2 separate regions of the Homo sapiens genome follow, and region 1 is linked to region 2. A link is an interaction called in ENCODE POLR2A ChIA-PET data of the cell type or tissue named here. Cell type or tissue: Panc1. All regions are shown on one strand. Region 1 overlaps DHX29 (DExH-box helicase 29). Region 2 overlaps MTREX (Mtr4 exosome RNA helicase).

What was found. ChIA-PET counts read pairs that join two places held together with the same protein. Peaks named below come from ENCODE experiments on the same cell type or tissue, not always from the same donor. Only the 100,000 strongest peaks of a DNase experiment are listed, where the experiment ranks them.
Region 1: POLR2A ChIA-PET joins it to region 2 with 5 read pairs; 3 of 35 experiments call an interaction of 5 or more read pairs at or near these places.

What each region holds. Positions count from the first base shown.
Region 1 is chr5:55,276,998-55,280,997 of GRCh38, reverse strand. It overlaps DHX29 (DExH-box helicase 29), which reads left to right. Exons shown (of 27, transcript NM_019030.4): 13 at 3,716-3,892. CCNO-DT (CCNO divergent transcript) reads right to left here. Exons shown (of 5, transcript NR_185977.1): 2 at 1,349-1,465. Among named protein-coding and RNA genes, the nearest start is that of DHX29, 29 kb to the left of the region's middle. In Panc1, no CTCF peak of the experiment used is centred here; no DNase peak of the experiment used is centred here.
Region 2 is chr5:55,377,922-55,381,921 of GRCh38, reverse strand. MTREX (Mtr4 exosome RNA helicase) reads right to left here. Exons shown (of 27, transcript NM_015360.5): 17 at 3,436-3,608; 18 at 2,727-2,795. It overlaps LOC107986415 (a long non-coding RNA gene), which reads right to left. Exons shown (of 2, transcript XR_001742668.2): 1 at 3,928-4,000; 2 at 3,714-3,831. Among named protein-coding and RNA genes, the nearest start is that of MTREX, 72 kb to the right of the region's middle. In Panc1, no CTCF peak of the experiment used is centred here; a DNase peak (open chromatin) is centred at 1,551.

The DNA of each region.
Region 1 (4,000 bases), 100 kb after region 2:
TAGAAACTGCACTGTTTGGGGAGTCAGGTCTTTGTGGGGTCCTTCATACCAGCTGGCATCAGTGGGGTCCTTCAGACCAGCTTTGAGTCAGTAGTTTCACTGGCACATAGGACCTGAAGGAATTTCTCAAATGGAAAATGTAGCATTTCATAATGTTCAAGTTATCTATAGAGTAGTTAAGGGGAACGATAATCTAGGGTCTGTGTGATTCTAGGACAATAGGCAGTGAACTACTATGAAGAAGCAGGTCAGAGAACAAGCAGACCTAATGATGAATGCTGAATGTGCTGCAAGCTTGGTTTACGTTTGTTTTTCTTCCTTGATTAATTTTATAAAGTTTATAGGCATGGTTTCACTCTTATCACTAAGATATCAAAGAGAAAGAGGCTGAATGGCTGCTTTTTTATCTGGCCCATGGGCTCCTGCGGGAAGGGAGTAAGGGTAAGGTGTCACATTGTGGCTTTGTATGACCAAGACCTAGATTTAATCAGTATCATCAAGGGTCAACATGAACCAAAATGCTAATTTTTTTTTCTTATTACCATTCTTAAATTAAGCTACAGTATATTTATAGTGAGAAATTCTTACTGTTAGGTAAGTTGAAACATCTGTAGCAGTTAATAAGTTCTGTTGAACTCCAAATTATTACCAGAAAATTGCTTGGTAAATATAGATCAGGATGAACTCTAAAAACCAGACCAACTTCAGGAAGTTGTGTTCTTTCATGGTTTTGTATTAGCCATTTGTAGACACAGTTAACTGAATTGAGCTCCACTGTGATGCCATCAACCTCTTAGACACTACAGCAAGTAAAAAAAGCCTAGAAGTGAAATTCATCGTCATGTTAAGTATTTATTGTAAGAGATGTCAGGACAAAGTCCATGACATTATACAGGACCCTCTTTATGAAGACAGTCAGGATAATGCTCCTTCTGGCCTTACTATTAGGAATTGTGTGATTTTAGTTTGTAGTCAGTGTGTGAATTGAGTAGGTTTTCTTGATGGCTGCTAGTGTGCTTCCAGCCAAATTTTCTGCCCATCTATACCAAGTATACTTCATAGTATGCATTTTTATTTGCTCTATTTTATGTTCTATCCTTATTTTTTTCCTTTAAAAAAAAAATCTGGCCAGGAGCAGTGGCTTGCACCTATAATGCCAGCAATTTGGCAGGCTGAAGGGGGGAGGATCACTTGAGCCCAGGAGTTTGAGACCAGCCTGGACAATATAAGGGAGACCCCCTCTCTCCAAAAAAAAAAAACAAAAACAGCAAAACAAAACAAAACAAAACAAAAAACCCCACACATTAGCTAGGTTTAATGGCTTTTCCCTGTAGTCCTATCTACTCACCTATAGTCCCATCTGCTTGCAAGGCTGAGGTGGAGGATTGCTTGAGCCTGGGAGGTCAAGGCTGCAGTGAGCTGTGGTAGCGCCACTGCACTCCAGCCTGGTCAACAGAGCGAGAGCCTGTCTCAAAATAACAAACAAAAAATCCTTATTTGTATAAATTCCTATCTATTTTATGAAATTTTCCAGATCTATGCCATCCATTAGATTTCCTTTCTGAGCATCAGACTTAAATATCTAGCTACCGTCTAGATACCGTCTCCAGAACTCCAAACTCAGCAGTTCCACTACTCAACATCTTTCCTCCCTGTTCATCTTTTATAACTTGCCCCTTCTCATCTCTTCTCAGTCTCTGAATGATCCCCAGTCACCTGGTCAAACCACCAAAGTAAAAGTGTCTTTAAGATTTTTCCTTCTTTCTCCCACATCCCCTGAATCCAGTCATATAGTCCTTTTATTTTGCCTTTCTCAAGTACATTTACTTTTCTCCGTATTCACTGGCGTTACCCTTGGAGAGGCCACGATTATTTCTTTAACTACTACAAAAGTCTCTAATGAATTAAACTTCCTGCTTTATTTTGCTCTCCTCCACCACATTTTCCACATTGTAGCCAGGATTATCCTTTTTAAAATAAAACTCAGACCACATGATTCCTCTGCTTTAAAATGCATTAATCACTGCTCTTCCTGACTCATTGGGATAAAATCACAACTCCTTAACACAGCTGACAAGGCCTTACAGGGCAGTTTATTGAGTATCTTACCAGCTTTATTTCTGACCCATTCCCCATCCCATGCTCAAGTCATTGTTTTTGTTTCTCCGGTTTCTGAAAGTTAGTATGATCCTTCTTTCTACCATGAATTCATACACACTGTGTACCTTGACATGACGGCTTTTTTCTCCTTTTTTCATCCCGTTTCTTCCTTCTCTTTTTCTTTTCATACTCATTCCTCAGTCCTCAGCATCAGTGGCATTTGTCTTAGTAGCCTTCTTGACCATCTGGATTAGCTATGCTTCAAATATAATTTCAAACCATCCTATACAGTATCTTCTTACTGCACTGAAAACTCAAAGGAAGAGAACTCTCTTGGTTGCTTTTTAAACTCCAGCATCTAGCACAATGCTGAGTACTTATTGTTGGGCTTTGTTCTAAGGGCTTTGCATTATCTCATTTGATTGTCACAACTCTGTGAAATTTGCATTATTTGTATTCTCCTTTTATAGAAGAAATAGACCCAGAATATTTAAATGACTTTTCCTAAGTCACACTGTAAGTGGCCAAGAATTGGACCCTAGCAATTGATTTCAGAGTCTGAACACTTAACCCCTACTGCCTCCCTTCCAAACAAATGAATGATAAAACCTGTTTTGTTATCTTGATACACTTTATCCTTTTGTGCTACCTTAAATCTGTTATAAAATAGAGTAGAAATAAGTCACAGTACAGAAAGTTGGAAGACAGACTCATACAGTCCACAGATACTAAAGTTCTGACAGTATACCTCATCCGTGCTCTTCCCTAAGATGCATGTGTTGGAAGAGCATAAAACCCTTTTTTCTGACAGTGATAGAGATTCTGTCGGATTCCTGCTAGTTAATGCCTCTTTTTCTACCTAGTAGATAAACCATCTGTCTTGTAATGGTGACAGTATAGTTTTATATTAGTGGCAGAGATTTAGGAGTCACTCTTGCTTCTAAGTGAAATTTGGGATATACCTTACATCTTTTTTTTTTTTTTTTTTTTTTGAGATAGAGTCTTACTCTGTCGCCCAGGCTGGAATGCAGTGGTGTGATCTTGGCTCACTGCAAACTCTGTCTCCTCGGTTCAAGTGATTCTCCTGCCTCAGCCTCCCGGGTAGCTGGGATTACAGGTGCACACCACCATACCCGGCTAATTTTTGTATTTTTAGTAGAGACAGGGTTTCGTCATGTTGGCCAGGCTGGTCTCAAACTCCCGATGTCAGGTTATCCGCCCGCGTCGGCCTCCTAAAGTGCTAGGATTACAAGTATGAGCTACTGGCAATAAGGAACTCCTTTTTCATGCACCCCTCAAACTTAGGGTTGCACCCAGCCTTATCAGCTACATCTGATCTGATTTGCAAACCGTCTCCTAGGGTAGAGTCATGCTGTCATGGCTAATCTAGTTCACTATATGATTTTCAGTGACTTCCAATTTTAGAGAATGACTTTATTTTCAGTTCTGAAGATCTGTCTTATTTAAAACTTACAGCTTCTCCCTCCCCGCACATGTACTGACTGTACTTAGATATTGAATAACTTTTAGTAAATCTGGGTGTCTGATTGTTCAAGCCTCTTACTAGAATTTATACAATATATGATGAACTTTTTTATTCCCTTTTTAAAACTAGGTTCATGAAAGAAGTGTCCAGTCAGACTTCCTACTAATTATCTTGAAGGAAATTTTACAGAAACGTTCTGATCTACACTTGATTCTAATGAGTGCCACTGTGGACAGCGAAAAATTTTCTACATATTTCACACACTGCCCCATTCTCAGAATTTCAGGAAGAAGTTATCCTGTTGAGGTAAGTTTTCTTTATAATGTGTGTATAAGCAGAAACTGCATTCCCACCAGGTTCTTTCCCTAGAAGATGGGCACTTGTAGTCAGAGGCCAGAACTATTCCTAGGTACA
Region 2 (4,000 bases):
AAAACACATGAAGCAAAAACTGATAGAAATGAAGGGAAAAATAGATAATACAACAACAATAGTTACGAGACTTCAATACTCCACTTTCAATAATAGATAGACCAACCAGACAGAATGGTCTGCAAAGAAAGAAGTCTAAGACCTGAAGTTCTAAACCAACTAGACCTAAAGGACATCTATAAAACATCCCACCTTAAAGCAGCAGAATACACATTTTTCTCAACTGCACATAGAACATTCTGCAGGACAGACCATGTCAGGCCATTAAGCAAACTTAGAACAATTCAAAACTACTGAAAGAATTCCAAGTACATTCTCGACAAAAACAAAATTAGAAATAATAAAGACAAAAATTTGGGAAATTAACAAGTATGTGAACATTAACACTCTCCTAAATAACCAATGGGTTAAAGAAGAAATCAAAAGGGAAATTAGAAAATACTTTGAGATTAATGAAAATGATAAAATATACTAAAATTTATGGAATACAGCTAAAGCGTCTGTAGAGGGAAATTTATAATTGTAAAACCTCTATAATTGTAAAAGCTCTATTTAAAAAGAAGAGGTATCTCAAGTTAATAACCTAATCTTCTACCTTAACACGTTGAAAAAAGAACAGTAAACTGAACCTGTAGCCAGAAGAAAGAAAATTAAAAAGATGGGGCATAACCTAATGAAATAGAGACAGAAAAATAGAGGGAAAAAAAATCAGTAAAACCAAAAGCTCATTGAGAAGATTAACAAAATTGACAAACTTTACCCAGAAGAAAGATTTAAACTACTAGGTCAGATATGAAAGAGACACTACTAATGACCATACAAAAATAAAAAGGATTATAAAATAATACTACGAATAACTGTATATCAATAAATTACAGACAATCTGAAGAACATGCCATACCAAGTAGAAATTGACTTAGTAATCTCTTAGTAAAGTACCCATAAAGAAGAGCACAGGCCGAAGTGGCCTCATTGCCAAGTTCTACCAAATATTTAAGAAGTTTTGAATGTGATGAAGATATTGGGAAAAAATATTTAATACCAGTTCTTCAAAACCTCTTCCAAAAAATGGAAGAAAAGGGGAACACTTCCTAACTCATTCTATGAGGCCTGCATTACCCTAATACCAAACCCAAACAAAGATGTCACCAAGAAAACAACAAACCAACATCTCCTATGAATACTGGCATGAAAAATCCTCAGTATTTCCTATGAATACGGCATAAAAAATCCTCAAAAACATACTACCAACTGAATCCCGATACATAAAGAAAATAATATATCATGACAAACTGGGATTTATCTCAGAAATCCAGTCATGTTAACATCTGAAAACCAGTTAATGTAATATATCATATCAGAATACAAAATAGAATAAAAAGCAAAAATCACATGATCACCTCAATAGGCACATAAGAAATATTTGACATAATATTTATCTTTCATGAGAAAAACACTCAACACACCAGGAACAGAAAGAAATTTTCTCTATTTCTGGGGGATATGGAAGGACAGGTGAATGACATATGTTTCTTTTTGAGATGATGAAAATGTTCTACAATTGACTGTGGTGATGGTTGCACATATCTGCAAATATACTAAATGTCACTGAGTCATACACCCTAACCGGGAAAATTGTAGAGTGTGTATCATCTCCATAGAACTGTTTAAAAAAAGAAACAGGCCGGGCGTGGTGGCTCATGTCTGTAATCCCAGCACTTTGGGAGGCCGAGGCGGGCAGATCACAAGGTCAGGAGTTCGAGACCATCCTGCCTAACACGGTGAAACCCGTCTCTACTAAAAATACAAAAAAAAAAAATTAGCTGGGCTTGGTGGCAGGCACCTACAGTCCCAGCTGCTCAGGAGGCTGAGGCAGGAGAATGGCATGAAACCGGGAGGCGGAGATTGCAGTGAGCCGAGATCGTGCCACTGTACTCCAGCCTGGGCGACAGAGCGAGACTCCGTCTCAAAAGAAAAAGAAAAAAAATAAACAAAAAATGTAAAACCTAAGGTGAAAGGAATCTACAGCACTTCAGTATAGGTAAAAATATTCTGCCTTAGCAAAATTCTCTTACAAACAAGTTATGGAATGAGTAAACTGGCAAAGGCATGCTAGCTTTTCCATCTTGGGTTACGTAAATGTCCATGAAACCACTGTATTTAGCACTCAATGTCACACTTCCAACTCCACATAAAAAGAGAATTTAATAGCTGTCAGAGAGGCTTAAATAAAGACTACTCTGTCCAGTTAACCTCATCTCCTGCAAGGAAGATCACAGCTACATGAAAACAATGCATGTGTCTCTCTGAGTGTGTGTGTGTGTGTGTGTGTGTGTGTGTGTGTGTGTCAGGGAGATTTGGGGAGTGGAAGGAAAGCACCACCACCATTTAATAGTTTTCTCATGGTTGAGGTGATACACAGAAAATATAAAGGACTGGCTTGGTGCGGTGGCTCACACCTGTAATCCCAGCACTTTGGGAGGCCGAGGCAGGTGGATCACCTGAGGTTAGGAGTTCAAGACCAGCTTGGCCAACATGGCAAAACCCCATCTCTACTAAAAATACAAAAATTAGCCGGGTGTATTCCAAAAATTAATTCCTCATGGCAGAATTTATTACTGCTTCTCTTCAGGTAATATTATTTCTTCTTAGACCGATTTCATAAGCCTTAAAAAACATTTCACTAAAAATTGATATACAATTCTAATTTAAAGATAATAGTTTACCTTAACATTTGACTTTTTTGAGAAATTCACCACTACTCCCCAGCCAAAGTCATCTCCTTCATTCTTTACCTAAAAAGAAAGAAAAGCAAGTAAGCAAGAATCAAATGTATATCTACAAGGCAATTTCAGCCTTTCACACCTACATTCTAGACTAATAAAGCTTTCTGAATTTTCTGATAAAATATCTTTGAAAGAGCACTGCTAAATTTAAGAAACAAGATATCAACCCTGCAGGAAAAAAATCAATGCCAAATTTCATTTTAGAAATTGCCCCTAGGACAGCAATAACAGGAATCTCTCAGTTGGCAAATGAATGCTGAAAATGACAGAATGTTCCAAGGATATAAATCATTTATATCTAATGAATTCATCCAGAACTTAAAATTGCCTTATTTTTCATATAGTTATATGAATAGTTATATGAACAGTTATAGTTAGCATTTCATAACTAGAAATATTTTATATGTTAATTCCAAAACTATCTACTTCAATTTATAGTCCCCAAAACAAAAACCAGTGGTGATTAAAAGGCCTTTGCATAAGCCCCTAAGTTAGTGCCATGTGAAACAGGTAAAATAATATGATTAATATAGATCAACTATTGTAGCAGGAAGCATTTTATCAGAATAAAAAATAAATTAGAATCTTTAACAAAAATATGTTTAAATATTGAATTATTCAAGTATTTTATGAAGAAACAATGACATACCTTTACCAAACGACCTGGTTGTAGAAAAGGTAAGCAGTATTTTGGTTTGTGAATATATTCTTCAATTTCTTTACCCAATTTGGCAAGCTGCTGTCTAATCTTATAATAGATAACCACACTTTCTTCATTGGGAATTACTATTTTATTATACTGTTCTTCTGAATTCTTTACCTCTGTAAATAGAACACATGTACAAAATTAAAAGGTTATACATCTTATTTAAATTATACCCAAGACATAGGATTTTTTCTATTAGGTTGGTGCAAGTGTAGTTGCGGTTTTTGTTTACCTTCCACCTTCCTGTAAGTCTCTATGTGTTCATCTATCCAAAAGCTCCCCAAACCCTGTCCTCTTGTGCCTTTTATGGAGGCTTTATTGGATAGACATGACTGACAACTGCAAAGAAATGTGGTTGGTTACAATCTATTACTAATAGACTGAGTGGGAAAACCCAGCAAGATCTGCCCATTATGATTTTTTTTTTTTTTGCACCTTTCCGTATAGCATTTCTTCCTCCAAGGTATGACTCAGGATCTCTTTTCAAATGAGTGCCTTGTGACCTAAA